Linked DNA regions of Homo sapiens: region 2 is linked to region 1. A link is a contact called in ENCODE Hi-C data. All regions are on one chromosome and are shown on one strand. Each heading gives the region's core, a stretch centred on a gene start or an enhancer-like site at or near the end of the contact. The rest is flanking DNA. Distances are from core to core; before and after follow the strand shown.

Region 1 (4,720 bases), core at 1,584-4,083:
AGAACTAAAAATGTCTCTTGCAGTTGGTATACCCCCTAAAGAGGTCGGTGTTCATCTTTGCTTGGCAGTTTTAGTGGGAAATGAGGGGGAGAAGCCTGGGGATAGGTGGTTGAAGCATGAATGGGAAGTAAGCTGACACAGTGAATGAAGACCATTCTTTGGAATGAAGTGGAAAAGAATGAGCAATAATTAGCATTACTGAAGATTATTTTTTTGCTGGGGGAAATGTTTTTAGGCTGAGGTTGAATCAGTGGAGGAAAAGAGGCTGAAAAAGTACGAAAAAAACTTACACATTGTCAACAATGAGCACATTATAATGACTAAAATTTATTTTAATGAAAAAATGTATTTAAGAGAGGAGAGATTTATGGAACAGGGTCCTGGAGGAGATGGGAGAGAATGGGGTTCAGACTGCAGAGGAGATGAAGAGGGATAAGCGGAGATGAATTTGTTGTTGAGTTGAGCCTGAGGGTTTTGCTCATCTTTGCAGGGTTTGGTGAGAAGGCGTAGGGAGCTTGAGAAGAGTCCTGAGAGTTGAAACGCCACTGAGGGAATGGAAGATGTTGCTGATTAAAGGCAAGGAATAGGAATAGGATGGTTGCATCTGATTAAAGAATACATCTGATATCAGTTTGCACAGTGGGTCAAGGCTAGAGTTAAGAAGCTGAATTGGGGGTTTAATAGCAGAGAATGATGTGTAGTGAGTAATGGATAGACTAAGAACTGAAGTAGTGATTGAATTGGAAAACAAGCTTAGAATTTTTGAGGAAGAGAGAAATGGAAGAATTAGTTCTAATTATAAAAGAGGATATTGGAGTTAAGATTTTCAGAGATAAAAAATTTTTTAGACATTCATGATGTCCAAGAGAGTGGTTTAGTGAAATAGTGTTCATAAGACTCTGGAGTGCTAAGTTTATATTTTATTTTGAAATTGATGAGAAATCAAGGAAGAGACATAGTAATATTAACTTTTCAGAAACTTTCTTCTGATGATAGTGTGAATAATGGATTAAAGAGGGGCAATACTGGAAGCAATTAGACATGTTAAATTCACTGTGAAGCACTTTTGCATCCAACTGAGGGGGAAGCTTTCAAGCCACCAAGTTTTCAGCCACATGTTTTCTACTCTCTCAATTGAACTCAGTTAATTGACCCAATCTATCTTAATTATCTGCTCCTGAAAAGATCACAGCCCCTCAGCTGTGTTTTGCCCACATCATCATCTTTATTAAATGTAATTAGAACCCTCTCTTCTGGGTTAACCTCAGGAAGAACCAGCTCCTTGATATTTTCATGCCATTGAAATTGTGGCGCCAGATATGGCCACAGTGGATAGAAACAGTATAACTTTTCTGCTTACCTTTCACTACATTTTTGAGAAGGTCTGAAAATTTTTCATAAAACTCTCAGGGATGTAGTTTTCAGTTTCTGTGACCTTTGTCTTTCTGAAATGGGAGAGGTTCCCTTGTCCCCCTCACAGGGCGTGCATTGGGGGTGTGGCTCGCTTCTTCAGTGCCCCGCTGCTCAGACCTCTAGAGAAGCATACAGACCGGCAGGCTGTGGGGCTCCGACCCCTTGACAGAGTCTGGGGGTGAATGTTTACAGCTCCTGAAGCCCCAGTGGGTGTGTGTTACAGGATGCTCTTTCAGTTTGCCTTTAGGGGGCTTGTGTTAACCAGCTCAATTAGACCCTCTACCTTGTCGCACAGACAGCGAGCTTTCTGTATCCTGGGTTCTTGCCTTGGTGTACCAGAAGAATTGGATCACACGTGGGCTTGGAGAATGAGTGCAAAGTTTTATTGAGTGGAAGTAGCCCTCAGCAGATGAGGGACCCAGAAGGGAAATGGTTTTCCTCTGGAGTTAGGCCGCTTGGCGGCCCGGGCTCTTTTCCGACTGCCCAGGCCAACCTCCGCATCGTTCTGCCCGTGAATGGCCTGCGGATGTGCCAGCGAGCTCCTCTTCTTCCACCCTTATGCTCCTCTGGACGTCTGGCTGCCTGTGTACCTGCCTGCTAGGGTCTGGGGTTTTCATAGGCACAGTATGGGGGAGTGGCAGGCCAGGGTGGTCTTGGGAAATGCAACATTTGGGCTGGAAGGCAGGAGTGTCAGTCCTCACCTAGGTCGGTGGGCGTGGAGCCCTAGCAAGGGACCACACACTCCTCTACCCAGCACTTCACTTCGCCCATCCCTATCATTTAAAGGGACCACGCTCTTCCCTTCCCAGCACTCCCCTATCATTTCTACACTGTAAATTTTTTTTGTTTATATTTGTCTCATCTATCAGGTTGTGAATTCCTTCACATTAACTTGCATGGAATTCATCTTGTTATAATGTGGTACCTAAAAATCCTAGTACTCTGGTTCAAAAATATATGTTTAACAAATGTTCAGTGAAAGCGAATGAATGAATGAACGATGACTCCCACACACGGAGGAACCCTGTCCTCCTGTAAGGTACATGATTTGAAGGTCCCAACAAGTCTATCTTGGAACAGGCCCAGTTGCGATGCCCATACAGTTCTCGGACTAACAAAAAGTGTCACACCATCCAGATATGCTTAATTTGGAAGCAGCTGTAAGCAGACTCCCGGCCAGCTCAAGTTTCCTCACCTGGGAAGAGGCGGGAGGCTGTTTACCGTACGGAAGCATAGCGGCCGCCTGCCTGAGTTCGGGAGCGCGGGTTCCTTTCCGGGAAAGAAGCCTAGGCCGTTTTCCGTACAGCAGCATGGCGGCCGCCGACGGGAGGCGGTCATAGCATCACGCCCGGGGGAAGAGGCCGCCGTAAAGGAAGCTCTGCTTCCTCTTCTTCCTTCTCCCGCCTCCCACCGGCTGTCGTAAAACGGTGAATGGAGAGCGAGTTGTGGGGGGGAAAAAGGGAGGACAGGGGGCGCGGAGTCAGAGTGGCGCAGCAAGTGGCCGCAGGTGGCGACGGTGGCGGGGGGTGGGGTGTGAGGTAATCCAGGGGTCGCGGAAGAGGAGGCTGAGAGGGTCAAAAGAAAACTAAAGCTGCAGTCCGGCCTACTGTTCCGGGGGCCGCGGAGCCCCCACCCGGGGAGATGGACCTCAACCGGATCATCCAGGCGCTGAAGGGCACCATCGACCCGAAGTTGCGGATTGCAGCCGAGAACGAGCTCAACCAGGTGAGGAGAGGGTCTTCGGCGACCCTCTTCCGCCGAAGGGGCGCCCCTGCCGGCTGGCCGGGCTCCCTCTCCCCGGCGCCCCTCGTCCTCACCCCCACCGGGCTGGGGCTGACGCCTCACGGCTGGTCCCGCTCTCCGACCCCGCTGCCCCCCGGTCCAGTGGAGCAGGGCTCCCAGGATCTTTGCCGAACAGCTCGCGCACCTGTTGGCCACCTTTGCACCTTTTCGTGTCGTCTCCCTTCTCCAGGGCAGTTTGTTCTGCCTACTTGGTCCGCAAGAAGCAGTTTTTGCAACCTGTGCTAGTGTTTTCAGGGTGTGATTTATTTTCCTTAAGTGCGCGGACTTGGGGAGCAGGTGGGAATTTTACTTACAGTTCAAATCTGAGTTCAGCTTTTTTCCAAACCCAGCCCTTTTTAGGTGTTGCTGTGGAGCACGCTGCCCACCGCCTCCTCCTGTCGGGTTGGCAGGACTGTTTTGACACCGATTGGCCGAGTTTTGCGGAGCGCTGGGCAGTGCTGTTGGGAGAGTGCTCTGGGAAGAATAGGCAGTTTTCATGGTGATACTGCTTTATCTAAGACACATCAAAGTAAGATGTGTTGGAGAAATTTCTTATGAATGCTAAAATGTGTAAGACTTCTTTCTTTTCTCCGTCTCCTGTTCTTCCTAATTAGCCTTGACGTCTTTCCAGCGTTACCCCCACACTTCAAAATTTTAATGATCCCAAACTCCAGCTTATTTCTTCTTCCCTACCGGTACTTAAGAATCACAGACCTCTTACTAAAAAGTAGGGATTAAGAGCTACCACTGGGATGGAGCAACAGCTGTTTTAGGTTGTGATGACTTGTAAAATGTAAATATTCCAAAATCAGCTGTTCTCAAAGCGTTGCCCAGGACCTGGAGCTTCAGCATCACCTGAGAACTTACAAATTATGCAAATTACGGGGCTTCAGTCCAGACTTAACGAATCAGAAACTGTGGGGGTGGGACCAGTTGTATTTTAACTAGCTCCCCCAGGTGATTCTGTGCCTCCCGAAGTGTGACTGAAGTGTGACTGTCCTAAGTAAATGTTTCTGTTGGAATTGACTTTAAAAAGCTGCGTGTTGGGAATCTTTGAAAGGGATTATTTTAATAGGAAACCTAGGTGGAGTTTGGAGTAGGTATAAATGCAGGATTCCCCAGAGATAAAAGGGAGAGTGAAGACACTGCCAATGGAGAGGAGGTTGGGTTGAACTAATGCCCAAAGATAATGCACTGGTGCCTGAAAAAGAAATGGACTGTCACTTAGAATAGGGGGAAGTTAAAGTCAGTACCTGTCCCAGGCTTTGCAGAGTAAAAGTACTGTATGTTGGCTGGCTGGAAGAATAGTAATCCAGGGGTTAGTTAGGAAGAACAAAGCAGGAGCTGAATTTGCAGTCTACTAATATGAACAGGGGAGTTGGCCTGTTTATGACCCCCTTCTCACAATGAGGCCAGGTGTTCCTTTGATATCAGGTTACACTTCCCTGCCCTTCACCTAACCTTCATTTCTTTCTGATTCATCAGTATATAAGTACAGTTGATGTTATAGAAGTGGAAAAAGTAT
Region 2 (4,342 bases), core at 548-3,047, 3.5 Mb after region 1:
TGGCACAAATCATCTCAGTCTCCATTCTTTGACTTATTTTAAAACAAACTCAAGAGCAAATGGCTAGAGAAAAACTGCTTCTATTTAATGTGTGTTTTCTAAGTCTAATTTTTTCATTCCTAGTGGCAAGGCCTTTCAAAAGAGTACAAAAACTACACCCAACTTTGCTTCTCATTCTAAACACATCACAACCAAATGGGAAACATTATCAGCCATCTTAACAAGGAGAAAACAAAGCTAAGTGAGGTCAAACCAAAACATTTTTTAATTCATTGTACCTACCTATTTTGAGATCAGGATTTTTCAGATGGAAGTAGTTTGATGAACTTATGCAATAAAATTATGTAATATCATAATTTAACATAATATTTTAGACTAACTTCTCTCTCCTCAAATAGTCACAAGGGTGGCTAATTCACATACAATACCTCTCAGCCACTGGGGAGAGAGTATAATAAACTTAATTGTTTTACATATCCTGAGGCACAGAGAGAAAGGCCAATCAAATTCAAAGAGGTTTACAGTACCTTATATACATATATGATTGAGACAAAGAACTTTCAAGAATCTGTACTGAGGAAGCAAAAATGGGCTTAAGTACAATAGGCCCTGCCTTAAAGTAGAGAGACCGGTCAAACGTAAGCCCCAGCGCCAAAAAAGACAAGGTCTCACTCATCAATCCCCATCTTACAATCAAGAGGCAGAACTTAAATCACTTAAAGCTGTTTTTTCAGATTTGAGCAGTAAAATAAGCTAATAGGCCATTTCCGATTAAGTGGCTTCTCTCAAAACTTATCACAAGTTATGTGAAATGGGTAAAAGTGTTGGTTCTGCATTTTATCAAGTGAGAAACAATAGCATCCTACTTTTGGACAAGCCACTACTTCCAGAGCCACTAGCCCTCCCCCCACCTCCCACTTCTTTTTATATCATTCCTCCAAACTTAGAACCCGAAAAGCTATTCCACAAAACAAAAGCAGCACCAGTAAAAGGGGAGGCCACTGGTTTTGAAAATAAAGTTTGTTCTTTTGCTGTCAACCTGGCAACTTTTTAAAGGTGAAACGTGCCCTACTCAATCGGTTATACTCTTTTCTACTCCCACACCAAATAACCACTCGTTCGACCTCGATACTAAAGGTGAAAAAAGGAGTGGGAGAAATGATTTTGAAAGGAAGGGGCTACGGGTGCAATGGTAAAGACAGATTCTAAGACTGGTTTTGAGCACTCCGTGGCTTCTAGGAGCTGGGAGGCTTTCCTGAGTCTGTCTTGAGAAATGTTTGGCAATCTGACGCATCAGTTTTTAGGAACGGTACACAAACAGCCCCCACAATTGAAGAGCCATGCTTCGGATCCTGGCTCTGGGTGACATCGGCTGGAGGGCACGGGACGGGAGCGCTGGGGCTACCCGGAGAGGATCCGCGACATTTGTTATTGTTTGTGAAGCCCAGGCGGGGACCCGGAGCGGAGTGCTCGGGGGCCGGGGAGTGGAAGGAGAAAGGAGCAGAGGACAAAGATTCCTCCCCGGGTGCGAGGCTCCCTCTCTGGACACATGGGGCCAGTATCACCCCGGGGAATAAGAGGGCCAAGGCCGTCGCCGCAGGTTCCCCGGAGACATTTCCAGCCCCAGAATTAGCCCGGCTTTCCCTGGACACCCAAAGACACCTAAAATCTCCTCCTGCTCCTGCTCGCAGAGTTGGGGCTGGCGCGGCGAGCTCGGGCCCTCAGCCGAGCGCTACATCCGCGAACTCACCTGCCTCCGGTCGCGCCCGCGGCCGGCTCAGCCTCCGCACGGACCGCAGCCGGCCGGGCGCCCGTCAGCTCCCTTCTCCCCGCTCCGCCCTCGCCCCGCCCCCGGGAGGTGGGACCCGCGGCCTCGCCGGAATCTCAGGGCGGCCTCCCTGAACTCTCGCGAGCCTTGCCTCCTCGGCTTCTCGGTGGCTGGGTCGGTCCGACTCGCCCTGACGTCATACGCACCACAGCCGGAAGTAGCCTTCTGTCGTCAACGCCCGTCTTCCCGGCCCCACCCATCTCCGCCTGGTGAAGGCCAGACTGGTTTTGAGGGAGTTGACTGAACTGTCGCCACTTCCCCTCTCACCAGCCTCACCTCACTGCCGTTTTTACGCCAAACCTGTTCAGGCCTCTCTTGAGAGTGGCCTAATGTGTTGCGACATTAGTCACATTCTAAATGTCATCCGAATTTTTCAAACAGTGCAATGCAAAGAATGTTAGAAATGGAAAGAGAGAATTCACGCATTTTTCAGATTGGGAAACAGTTGTCAACAAAGATGGATCAGCTAAGTTGCTCAGTCGGTAGCTGTGGGGACTCGAAGCCACCCAGGTTCCTTGACGCTTCCATTTCACCATGAGGGGACTCCAGAGACTGGAGAGGAACCAGGATTTGTAAATGCCACAAAAAATACATTAAAAACCTGTTTGAGTTTTCTTGGAAAATCTAAAATAACTACAGTACTGGCCTGCTTTATCAGTAGGATCTGAGAATTGTGCAGAAGAGCACTCCCCTATAGGATGACCCAAAAGGGACAACTTTGGGAAGGTTGATGCAATTTGCGTCTGGGGACAAAACTGGCCTTTGGGAAAGCCAAATGAGAGAATGACTCCCAATTATTGTTGGCAAGTTTATCCTCAATATGAGTATTGGAGGTCTTATAAAATATTCTTAGCTTTTAGCTTACTGAGACAACGTATGAAGCTGGTACTGTGCTTGCAAAAACTATCACTTAGAAATGCCACCTGTCATCTTTAGGTTTCCCAAGAGCAGGTGACACGAGCAAAACACCTAGGAAAGAAGCATTACCTCATTTCTCTTTCTTACACTGTGCTTTTTCATACATAGCTTAGTAGTGGGAAAAGCTCTAGTTTGGTAATTAGTGTATTTTTGGGGAGATCAGCTCCACTTATATGGTCATTTTGAAACTCAAATGACAGTTGTCATATACAAGCATAGGAGGTTTAATTGTGATCAGACAAGCTTGACAGGCCTATACACCCTTCTCCCTGTACTGCACGCATACACATACCATTCAAATGCTACGATAAGATTGAGAACAGTGTATGGTTTGTTCCACAGCAAATTTATGTCTTCAAATGTGCCATACTAGAGTAATATGAACTAGTATAGAGTAGCAGTCTAGGTTAATATGGGATAGCCTAAGACTTTGACCTCTAGTTCCTAAATTCTCCTAAATTGAGACCATTGTAAACAAATTTCCCTGGGAAGTTGTTGAAAGTACCTCAACTGAAACAAATTAGAGCTATGAACCAGAATTTTGGTGGTCTATGGACCCCTTTTCAAAACAGTGTTCTTAAATGCATAAACTACCTAGGGTTACAAAGGAAATTGATAATGTTAACATACAGTTACCAAAATACTAAAAAGTGAGTTTGTAATATAATTATGTGGTAAGTAGTAGTAGCATCTAAGATGGCTGCCAATGATCCACGCCTTCTAGTATTCCTGCCTTCTGTAATTCCCTTCTCTAGTAACTTAGTTCTTAAAAAGGAAATATAGCAAAAGTGATTAGGATATCATTTCCGTGATTAGGTTACAAAAATATTCTGGGCTCCATCTTGCTTGTCCTTGCTCTCTCACTTGCTCGCTTTCATGGAAGCCAGCTGCTGTCTTGTGACCTGCCTTACAGAGAAGCCCACATGGCAAGGAACTGAGAGAGATCCAGTCAACAGCCACCAAGGAATTCAGGCCCCCAGTCCAACAACCTGTGATGAACTGAATACTGCCAATAATCATGTAAGTAAGCTTGGAAGTAGATTCTTTCCCAGTTGAGCCTTGAGATGACTGCAGCCCCACCTGACACCTAGACTGCAGCCTTGTAAAACCAGATACTGAGCCAGCAGGCCCAACTAGCCAAGCCCAGATTTCTGGCCCACAGAAACTGTGAGACAATAAATATTTGTGGTTTTAAGCCACTAACTTTTGGGATACTATGTTACACTGCCATAGATAACTAAAATAGTTATATATTTGCCTCTTTATTAATGCATTAAATAATAAGATCAAGACCTACAGTAATTTTGTAGTAATGATACACAGAAACAATATTTTGAGATATCTACAACAACTTTAATGGGGTAGAAAATATGTGTGATTCCTATTGAGGAAAAGTCACAGGTATTGCTAATATTCCTGTGGTTTGCTGCCTACATTCATGATGGAAGAAATGCTAATTTTCAGTTTGAGTTTAGTGAAAAAATTACATAATATGTAATATATATAACTATATAACTATACATAGTCATATATGTAATATATAACTATATGACTATACATAGTCATATATGTAATATATATAACTATATGACTATA

The links. Hi-C counts contacts between places; a loop is a spot of excess contacts on that map. Pooled maps may share reads with other maps.
Region 2: a loop to region 1 is called in a map of CD4-positive, alpha-beta memory T cell, with 22 times the contacts of the local background. The contact joins the promoter of STK38L here to the promoter of IPO8 in region 1. A Hi-C loop is called at or near these places in 2 of 168 maps with a recorded cell type or tissue (CD4-positive, alpha-beta memory T cell and naive thymus-derived CD4-positive, alpha-beta T cell) and 7 of 50 pooled maps.

The regions. Positions count from the first base shown.
Region 1 is chr12:30,693,982-30,698,701 of GRCh38, reverse strand. It overlaps IPO8 (importin 8), which reads left to right and starts at 2,833. Exons shown (of 25, transcript NM_006390.4): 1 at 2,833-3,138. The coding sequence starts at 3,055. RefSeq lists an enhancer at 2,444-2,943 and a silencer at 3,034-3,083.
Region 2 is chr12:27,241,741-27,246,082 of GRCh38, reverse strand. STK38L (serine/threonine kinase 38 like) reads right to left here and starts at 1,797. Exons shown (of 14, transcript NM_015000.4): 1 at 1,751-1,797. RefSeq lists enhancers at 389-438, 3,027-3,086 and a silencer at 1,729-1,968.